2 separate regions of the Homo sapiens genome follow, and region 1 is linked to region 2. Evidence: chromatin contacts called from ENCODE Hi-C or POLR2A ChIA-PET data. All regions are on one chromosome and are shown on one strand. The core of a region is the stretch at or near the end of the contact, and the rest is flanking DNA. Distances in the headings are between cores, read along the strand shown. Region 1 holds the start of EPCIP (exosomal polycystin 1 interacting protein). Region 2 holds the start of PAXBP1-AS1 (PAXBP1 antisense RNA 1).

Region 1 (5,022 bases), core at 316-2,815, 86 kb before region 2:
TAAATAAATGAATGAATAAATTTCCCTACTGAGGTGCTCTCTTCTTTAACATATTGGAGAATCTGTATCTGGGTAATTACAAATCAATTGCTCCAGACTCCTAGTGCTTTTAATTAGCAAGATTTTTCTTTATCTCAGCAGTCCCCTTCTTGGCACTAGAGACCAGTTTCATGGAAGATAATTTTTCCACAGACAGGCAGGGGTAGGAGGTGGTTTGGGGATGATTCAAGCGATTACATTTATTGTGCACTTTGTATTATTATTGCATTATAATATATAATGAAATACTTATACCACTCACCATAATGTAGAATCAGTGAGAGCCCTGAGCTTGTTTTCTTGCAACTAGACTGTCCCATCTAGGGGTGATGGGAGACAGTGACAGATCATCAGGCATTAGATTCTCATATGGAGCATGCAACCTAGATCCCTCGCATACACAGTTCACAATAGTTCACAATAGAATAGCATTCTCAATTCAATCCTATGAGAATCTAATGCCACTGCTGATCTGACAGAAGGCAGAGCTCAGGTGGTAATGTGATTGATAGGGAGCGGCTGTAAATACAGATGAAGCTTCTTCTCTTGCTCACCCACTGCTCAACTCCTACTGTAGCATGGACTGGTACCAGTCCGTGGCCTGGAGATCGGGGACCCCTGCCTTATCTTTTTTTCCCATATTTAGTGAGACTTCATCAGTTGTTAAGGCCCAGGTATTTATCTTCCCTTAAAATACATATATTGAAACCTAATCCTTAATGTGATAGCATAGGAGGTGGAGATGTTGGAATGTGATTAGGTCATGAGGGTGGAGCCCTTATGAATGGGATTAGTGCCCTTGTAAGAAGCTGAAGAAACCACAGTTTCCCTTCCACCATGTAAGGACTCAGCTAGAAGGTGCCATCTATGAACCAGGAAGCAGACCCTCACCAGAAAACAAATCTGCCTTGATCTTGGCCTTCCCAGCCTACAGAAATAAATATGTTGTTTGTAAGTTACCCAACTAATGGTATTTTGTTATAGAAGCCCACATGGACTATCAGTTAATGTACATAGAATAATTGTTACCTATTTATTGGTTTTGTGGCTTCTAATATTTTTTTAAATGAATTTTAAAAAAGACAGAGAATAATGTCTATCTTTGGAGTTCAAATGAGTTTTTTTTCTTTGGAACAACTACGATAGGACACTTTATACAGTAGTGCAGGCATTTACCATAAGTAACAATTCATCAGACCAAAAAAGGTGGAATAAATCATGAAAGTAAAAGTATCAAGGAGTCTCCGTACTCTACATTTAATCCATTCAATTTCCTGCTAAAGTAGAATTTCTTCCATTTGTGTCAATCCTTTGGGATCAGCCTACAGCAACAGTCTCCTCAGTTTCTTCTAGAAACTTCCCAGTTTAGAACCCCAAAAGAGTGGTCAGCAGTCACCAAGGCAGGTTCTCTCCTGCGTGTAGTTAATGAGACTGGTAGGCCAGCAGCTTCCTCCTGGTTGCCATGGAAATGACCAGGCTGCTGGCCCTCCGAAGACGGAAAAGAACAGCAAGTGCAAGACCACGCATTCCACCCTGGCTTGCAGATTAAACCAGCTGTCAAGCCAGGGTGAAGGATCCGTGGCCAGGCAGAGGTCTGTGGAGTGGAGAGGCGAGGCCTCACGGTGGAACTCTCAGATGTAAGTAATTTCTGTGTTCTTCTTTTTTAAAAAGCATGTCTAGTCTGACAGTTTTTCAGAGCTTCAGAATTTCTGCTGCATGGCAGGAACTGTGACGGTTGGAAGAACCATTGTCAGGGTCACCTTCTTGTTGCATTTGCATTTCCTGAACATAATGTACATGTATGAGTGGCTTTCACTATGAAACACTTTTTTAGGCTTCCAGGCATATGAATTCCTCTTTACTGAGATTCTGCCTTTAAAATGAAAGATTTTCAGTGCATTAAGCAAAGAATGACATGGTCTTCTCATTTAAACCCTAAAAAGATAAACTCACTTAAAGCTAATATAACAGATAGCTCCTTGAAATCTTGTCTCTATTTTAAAACATCTGGCTAGACTTTTCCATTAGTCTTCAATGCTAAATAACAATTAAGGAAAAGAGATATGATATCTCTTTTCCTTATTGTGATCACAAACAAAGAAAAGTGAGAACTCCCAAAACACCGGCTGATACTGTTTCTTTGCTCTGTTTTATCTTTTAATAATATTATATTTACTGCCTATTTACACACCAGGCTTTATAGAGTTTGCTGATTAGAAAACAAAGAAAAGAAAGTAAGCTAAGATGAGCATTAACATTTGGATTGGATAGTTCGTGTTTTTAAAAAATTGGTCTTTTATTCAAAAGTGAAAAAGCATGATAAATAATGTAGCAAAAGGCAAGATGAAGAGGGGAATGTTTTAATTCAAAATGAGTAGAACATATACAGTCTTGCATTTATTTCTTTGTTTAATAAGCATATTTTTGGAAAGCTTTTAGCAAAAAGTATGTTGGTGTATACTGAGGACAGGAAATGTTTCAAAAACATTGTGCATAATATTTATAAAAAACCCACCCTTAAAAAATACCAAAAAAAAGACTTCATTTGTTTGAAAATTTTTTACCGAAAAGAGCCATCCTTGAGAAGTTTTTTGCTTTTTTTTAGTCTAAATAATGCAATATGTTTGGAAGGAAAAAAAAAGACTTTTCATTACTTTTTTTTCTGACAGAAATTGGGCATTTTCTGAAAATAACAGTTTCAATAAAGTATTTATGGAAATGAGTGCTTTTCAAGAGCTGACTTGGATTTCTCATCTTTCTTTTCCACACTAATATTTTTCACTGCTTAAAGCTGCCACATTATCAGCTTTTAAAATTCAGTGCCCAGTGGCTTGTGTCTGTGTCTGTGGGAGCTAATAGGTCAATAGGCCCCAGTGGGAAGAACAGGCAGGCCTCACAGTTCTGTGGGCGTGGGACCAAGGGGCAGCTGTGCAAAGCTGTGGATGTGAACCCCAGTGATGCAATTAACTGAGTGTCTACCAAGTCACTCAAGGGGAAAGCCTGAAGGATTTGCACTCATTGCCTAATTCACTCTCTCAAGGACTGTGTCAAGTAGAAAAGTACGGTAGCCACATATTTTAGTTAGGACTTCCCAGTGGCTCACTCTCTGAGAATTCTTTGTCCCACATTCCATACCTATGTTAGCAGAAGCAGCACTCTGCTCATATTGTCCTCTATTCTGATTATGAACTTAAGAACAGAAATTTCTTTCTTATGGTTCTGGAGACTGGGAATTCCAAGGTCAAGGGGCCTGCATCTGGCAAGGGCATTCTTGCTGTTTCATTCCATGGTGGAAGGTGAAAGGGCAAGAGAACATGTGCACACACATAAGAGAGACAGAGAGAAAGGGGGTCAAATTCATCCTTTTATTTGAAACCTATTCCCATGGTGACCAACCCACTCCTCAATAACAGCATTAATCCATTCATGAGGGCACCGCCCTCTTAAAGGTCACCCCTTAAAGCTCCCACTTCTCAACACTGTTGCACTGGGGATTAAGTTTCCAACACGTGAACTTTAGGAAACACATTCAAATCATAGCATTTAGCATGAGGGTTCTATACACATATAGGTTAAAGGCTACAGCATCTAGTAATAGAATACAATGCATGGAATCTCACTTGAATAGGCCCAAGACCCTGGGGTAGGAAATAGCGCTGTAATTTCCACCATGACTCTTCAGAGTATAGTTGGCTGTCTGGGTTCAAATTTTAGCCATTATTAACTAGTTCTGTGACCTTGGACAAGTTATTTAACCTCCCTGAGTACCCATGTATCATTTCCTGATATGAAAATGGGACCATATGCAGTGGCTCATGCTTGTAACCCCAGCACTTTGAGAGGCTGTGGTGGGTGGATCACTTGAGGTCAGGAGTTCGAGACCAGCCTGGCCAAAATGGCGAAACCCAGTCTGTACTAAAAATACAAAAATTAGCTGGGCGTGGTGGTGCAACACCTATAATGCCAACTACTCGGGAGGTTGAGGCAGGAGAATTACTTGAATCCGGGATGCAGAGGTTGCAGTGAGCCGAGATAGTGCCACTGCACTCCAGCCTGGGTGACAGACTGAGACTCGGTCTAAAAAAAAAAGGGGAGGGGGGGCCATAATATCTACCTGTAGGATTACAGAAAGGATTAAATAACATAAAACACGTGAAACACTTAACAGTACCTGGCACAAAAGAAACACTCATTAGATCTTACTATTAGTGAATAAAAATATGGATAGTTCCTGATTTCATTCAATTTTCAGTATACAACATACATGTATCACATTTTATATATTATAGTATGTTGCCTCTTTATCAATGACAATTTGCTGTATTTAGCTAGCTTAGCCTTGGGAACACAGGGCTGAGGAACAGTGAATTACTGGTACAGTAACATTTCTCATAGGAGTCTGAACTTTCTTGGGAATCAGGAGCTGTGTATTTGGCATGTTAAGTTGGAGATGTCTACTAGACATTCAGAAAGAGCTATCAGATACAATGTGGGACATGTGAGCATGATGCAGTCAGGAGCTAGAGACGTATCTCAGTTCACCATCAGCATCTAGGTGGTATTTAACTTCACAGGACAGCATGCAGGCACCAAGAGAGTGGACGCACATACAGAAGACAGCCATGCACTGAGCTGGGGACATGCAACAATAACAGGTAAGAAGATCAGGGCCGGGCATGGTGGTTCACGCCTGTAATCCCAGCAGTTTGGGAGGCCGAGGCGGGCGGATCACGAGGTCAGGAGAGTCAGACCATCCTAGCTAACACAGTGAAACCCCGTCTGCACTAAAAAAAAAAAAAAAAAAAAATTACCGGGCATGGTGGTGGGCGCCTGTAGTCCCAGCTACTCTGGAGGCTGAGGCAGGAGAATGGCGTGAACCCGGGAGGCGGAGGTTGCAATGAGCCGAGATCACACCACTGCACTCCAGCCTGGGCGACAGAGCGAGACTCCGTCTCAAAAAAAAAAAAAAAAAAAAAAAAAAAG
Region 2 (5,353 bases), core at 623-3,122:
ACAAGAAAAAGAAGATAGAACCAATCAAGCCACTAGTCAAATTGCCTTTATGTTTTTCAAACTCTGGGCATGTGTCTTTTTCATGACTAAAATGAGATGTGGAAAAGCTGTGGCCTTCTAACAAATCTAGGAATAAGTCTTGCTACCCCCCAGTTTAATTTGAAGAAAGAAGCTGGAATTCCAACCCAGAACCCAGAAATTTTGACCTAAATCTCCTCAGTCCAAAATAAAAAGGAACCAGGAATATGCAGAACACTTGTTCGTAAAAGAGCTTAGTACCCATGCTTCCCACTATAAGAAAGGAAGCATTTCTAGTGTAGCCTTACAGACACACAGGCATGGTGGAAAGGATTTTGGGCTTTGGAGTAAGCAAGTTTGGTTTCAGTACCCAACTCCTCTTGAAACTGAATGATTTCAGTTGTCATAAAAGGTACCTCTCGGCCGGGCGCGATGGCTCACGCCTGTTATCCCAGCACTTTGGGAGGCCGAGGCGGGTGGATCACGAGGTCAGGAGATCGAGACCATCCTGGCTAACACGGTGAAACCCTGTCTCTACTAAAAATACAAAAATTAGCCGGGCGTGGTGGTGGGCACCTGTAATCCCAGCTACTCGGGAGGCTGAGGCAGGAGAACGGCGTGAACCCGGGAGGCGGAGCTTGCAGTGAGCCGAGATCGCGCCACTGCACTCTAGCCTGGGCGGACAGAGCGAGACTCCGTCTCAAAAAAAAAAAGGTACTTCTCAAGCAACACATTTGATATCAACAGTTTTTTCTGAGACAGTACTGACATAGAAATCCCCTCTAGTTCTTAGAACTAAATCCAAGAATCTTTGTGTTTCTCCTTCATGACTTGAAGTGGCTTCTTTTCTAATAAATTTAGTTCCGTGTCCTGAAACCAGGGTGGGTACAGCTTCTCTAAAATGGACGAAAAAATCAAGTCACATGACAGGGCCTGAAGAGGGAAATGATTTTTGCAACATAACCAAATTTAAATCCTGCTTTGGCTGTTGAAAACCAGAAGGAGAAGAGGTAAAGAAAAAGCAAACGCAAGTGGAGACAGTTTGAGTGCTGGGTTCTTCAGGTTTTCAATTTCTTTCTGCCCTGTTGGCTTTGACTTCATTCTCTTTCTTATTAGGTCTATTCAATGGAAGCAGAAATCTATGGGACACGCTGATATTAGCCAGGAAGCACCATTTGTTGAAAAATGAGGATGAGATAAAAGGGTTAGGTGCCTTTAGTTACTAAATTCCACGGTTGGCAAAAGCTATTCATCCGTCGGTGACAACCACAGCTGTCGTGGCCTCCCTACGGCCATGTTTTGTTGGACTCAGCCTTGAGATCCTGGTTTGTGACGTCCCACTCTCCATCGTATACACCTAAGCACTCTTCGATAGAACCCTGTGAGCTCCAGAACACACAAGAAAAGGCACCGAACAGAACTGTCCCAGAGCAGGCATTAGTTTTTCTTCTGCTACCTATCCAGACACTCAGACTAGGAACTCGGTGCCGTTTGCTGGGCTGTCGACACCATGGACAGCTCTTCAGGCGCCACCTGGTTGGCTCGGCGAGCCGACCGTCCCGAGCCCTTCCTCCTCTCCCGTCAGGCCCGTGGGGGCGGCGGGGTTGGTCCTGACGCCCAGCTTGGGGAGCAGCAATACGCAGCCCCCCAAGCTTTTCTCCGGAGTCCCTCCCCGGCGCTCACGCTCTGAAGAGCCCACGCAAAAGGACCAAGGAGGCCAGATCTTCCCTCTCCCTGCACCCCCGGCGGTGGGATCGCAGCTCTGCCTGGGGGCGGCCGCAGGAGGCAAAGGTAGCTGGAGACTGAGGCTGGGGCCGCCCGCGGGTGCCAGGCCCAGCCGGTCGGCGCAGAGTGGGCGTGGTCTCCCTCCTGATGCCCCGCCCCTTCCCTCGCGCGGGGCGGATCTTCCGCCCCCGGCCGCGGCGCAATGCGGAAGAGATGGGCCTGCTGGAGCGGAAGTGACGCTCCCGGCGGCTGTGGCGGCGGCTGCGGGAGAAGGAGGAGGAGGAGCCGGAGGAAGAGGTGAGCAAGCCGGCGGGGGGCGGGGAGCTGCTGCGGCCAGACCCACGGGCAGCCGGGCGGGCGGACGCCTCCAAGACCAGTCTCTGCCTCCGCAGCGTCAGCGGGAGCGGTGAGGGGCGACCGCGAGCAGCCGGGGTGCGGGAGGACGGGCGGGGTTGTGAGCAGACCACTGGTTGTGCGGGGTGCCGCGTCAGGCTGGGGGCTGTGGTGACAGCGGCTGTCAGCCCGCCCGCGGGAACGAACCGAATCCGCCTGGGCGCCGGGGTATCTCTTCTGGCGCATAAATGGAGGGTTTGGGCTGCTCGGCTCTTCCGTCTCTCCGAGAAGGAGCCGCTTTCCCGGGCAGTCGACTGCCCGGGACCCCCGAGGAGCCCCAGTCGGGTCGGTGCCCCGAGTCGTGACTCTTCCCGGGTGGCCATTCGTATTTATCGGCCCCGCCTGCCGTCCCCCCAGCCGGCGGTAGCCCGGGGCAGGAGAGGCGGCGGTAACCTGTGCCTTTTCCCTTGCCCTTCATCGCCACCCCCGGGAGAGCCTGTCGCGTGGGATAATCCTTTTCCTTCTCCTGCCCCCTAAGGAGCTTTGAACCAGCCTTGTCACCCTTCCCTCCCACCTCCGCTCCTTTCACCTCGAAGGAACTGCTTGAAGTTTCCAAATAGGTTCCCTTTCAACGTAGTGACAGATCTTGAAGCAGGAAGCTGATAAACAGCTCCGGACGAAATACGCTCAAAATTTTTCCTTTCAGTAAGCATAAATTAAACGGGAAACTCAACCAGACCGTTGATTGACTTACAGTGCTAAAACCTTGTCTTGCCTTGGTATGAGAATTGATAGCTTTTCCTCTTGCTTTTTGGTAAAATTAAGTGACGACTTATCTTTTGGAAAAAGCCATTTTCTCCCAGAGCTGTCTGTTTTTTCCCACCCCAACCCCCCATCAAAACCTGGCGGGGAGGGACTTTTGGATGCTTTGCAGTCCTTGCTGCAGAAGGAAACATCAGCTTCATTTGCTTTGCTTTGCTTGGTTTTCGCAGGGCTGCCTCCGAAGAAAGGAGAATGGCGTTCAGTAAAGGATTCCGGATCTATCACAAATTGGATCCCCCACCTTTCAGCCTCATAGTGGAAACTAGGCATAAGGAAGAATGTCTCATGTTCGAGTCTGGGGCTGTCGCTGTGCTCTGTAAGTCATCTGTTAGAGCCCAATTTGTCATGGTCTCTGTTTTGATTTGAAACAATTCAGATGCAACCATTTTTTAGAAAAGAGCCCGACAACCCTTTCACTGTATTTCCTCTAGCAGATTATGCTTGTATTTCCTTTTAATCAAACTTATTTTCCTGCAAACTTTTTGTTAACAGGTTTTTGTTGAGGGGGTGCAGGGAGATGCAGGTTTTGGTTGCAGGATTTTGCTTTCTTGGGTTCTGCTGCTGCTTCTAAAAGTAAATGTTTTTTCCAAAGAAATATTGTTTCAGTTTGTATCATGTATCACATAAACCCATACAGTGTCTTGCTTGACATATTTACTGGTAGGTCAGTTATAGTAGTAGGTATTATCTAATATTATCCAATATTGTTGGAGTATTTCTGTTATGGCCGTTGTGTTTTCATTAAGGGAATTGTAAACAACCTCTAGATTTTCATGTGAGATACATGATTGATTTTGTATTATTTTTAAAAGTATTTTGATAGTCTAATTTAAAGAAAAGGACTATTGTACCACAAGAAAAATAGATTAGTAATGTTTGAGTTATTTTAGGGGCAGATGGATGAAATTAAAATTAATTTGGATACTGGGTCTTTCTTAATGTAAGATATGCCAGGTGTGGGGGCTCACGCCTGTAGTCCCAGCACTTTGGGAGGCCAAGGGGGGCTGATCGCTTGAGGCGGGGAGTTTGAGACCAGTCTGGGCAGCGTGGTGAAACCCTTTCTGTACAAAAAATACAAAAAGTAGTTCGGCTCCGTCGTGTGCCCTTTAGTCCCCGCTACTTGGGAGGCTGAGGTGGGCGGATTGATTGAGTCTGGAAGGTCGAGACTGCAGTGAGCCTTGATCTCGCCACTGCGCTCCAGCTTGGGCAACACAGTGAGACCCTGTTTCAAAAATTAAAAAGAAAAAAAAGTATATGATTATATATACACATATATATGATTTAGGCAAATAATCCTAGTGTTGGGATTAGTTTAGTTACTGATTATATCTTTATAAATTAAAAATAGTGTTTGAAAGGCATACTTACAAATATAAGCCCTTAAATATCTTAAACTACTAAGCTTTCTCCAGCCTCAATAAATGAAGAGCATAAGACCTCACTCTTTGCATGTAGAATATTAATGTCAGTTAAAGTGTTAACTTGACTAAATAGTATAATTGCATCTTGATGGGGAAAAAGATAGTGACATAATGAAAAGTCTTAAGCAAAGAACAGTATATAAGAAATATATATTTGGTACATATATTTTTTGAATGAAGGAGAAGGGGCTCTAGGTCTTCCAAGAAATAAGTATAAATAATATTGGCTATACTCAATCAGTATGGACTTAATTGCTTCAAGTTGTTTTTTGTATTTAAACTATACCTTGGTACAGTATTAATTTCCATTGCATATATTTTTTACTACAAGTGGAATTCTTATACTGATGAATTCTGAATTAAAATATTGTGGGGGTTGGGTGGGGCGAATGTTTGTTTTTGTATGGGAAGCATTTTTCAGCTGCTTGTGTTTTTTGGTGACGTTACCTGACTTACTAATCTTGTATAAATTCTAAATGTTTCTTTAATTATGATTACTCATAATAGCAAGTCAAATGTTCAGCTACAAACTGTGTATTACTTATAGTTTTTAGAATTATTGCTACACTTTACTCCAAGGTTAGGAAACCTAAGAATAATAATATTTCCAAAACCTCCAGCAGCCGTCTTTTATGCCAAATAATGGTTTGTTTTTACCAAAAGGCCCTAAAACATTTATTTTGGCATTAATGTGCATTCTAAGGAGAAAGAATATTAAAATATTGTCTAAGCTATTCTATTTTCATTAGATTTAGACTATGTGAGCAATTCAGAAAAAAAATGTTGGAATATTGACTCTTTCTGTAAAGCTAACATAAATGGATGTCTAATCTCTTGGAATGTCATTATCTTTCCTACTATAAGCTTTACAGTAATACTTAACATATTAATATTTAAGAGCTAACAAACCTTCTTAAGTCATTTGACTTTTAAAATTAATTTGGCCTTCATTTTGGAGTGATACCAAGGTTTGTATTGTGCTGTACAGTGTTCACTTAAAATCTTCACACTTTAAAAATGCCTATTGTATTCAG

The links. Hi-C counts contacts between places; a loop is a spot of excess contacts on that map. ChIA-PET counts read pairs that join two places held with the same protein, here RNA polymerase II (POLR2A). Pooled maps may share reads with other maps.
Region 1: a pooled map shows a loop between it and region 2 (2.0-fold over the local background). The contact joins the promoter of EPCIP here to the promoter of PAXBP1-AS1 in region 2. A Hi-C loop is called at or near these places in 14 of 50 pooled maps. POLR2A ChIA-PET finds 5 or more read pairs at or near these places in 2 of 52 experiments (BJ and Caco-2).

What each region holds. Positions count from the first base shown.
Region 1 is chr21:32,810,246-32,815,267 of GRCh38, reverse strand. It overlaps EPCIP (exosomal polycystin 1 interacting protein), which reads left to right and starts at 1,565. Exons shown (of 4, transcript NM_001162495.3): 1 at 1,565-1,676; 2 at 4,614-4,694.
Region 2 is chr21:32,724,633-32,729,985 of GRCh38, reverse strand. It overlaps PAXBP1-AS1 (PAXBP1 antisense RNA 1), which reads right to left and starts at 1,872. Exons shown (of 4, transcript NR_038879.1): 1 at 1-1,872. SYNJ1 (synaptojanin 1) reads left to right here and starts at 1,973. Exons shown (of 33, transcript NM_203446.3): 1 at 1,973-2,040; 2 at 3,069-3,214. The coding sequence starts at 3,091. RefSeq lists enhancers at 1,766-2,266, 2,267-2,767 and a silencer at 1,802-2,301.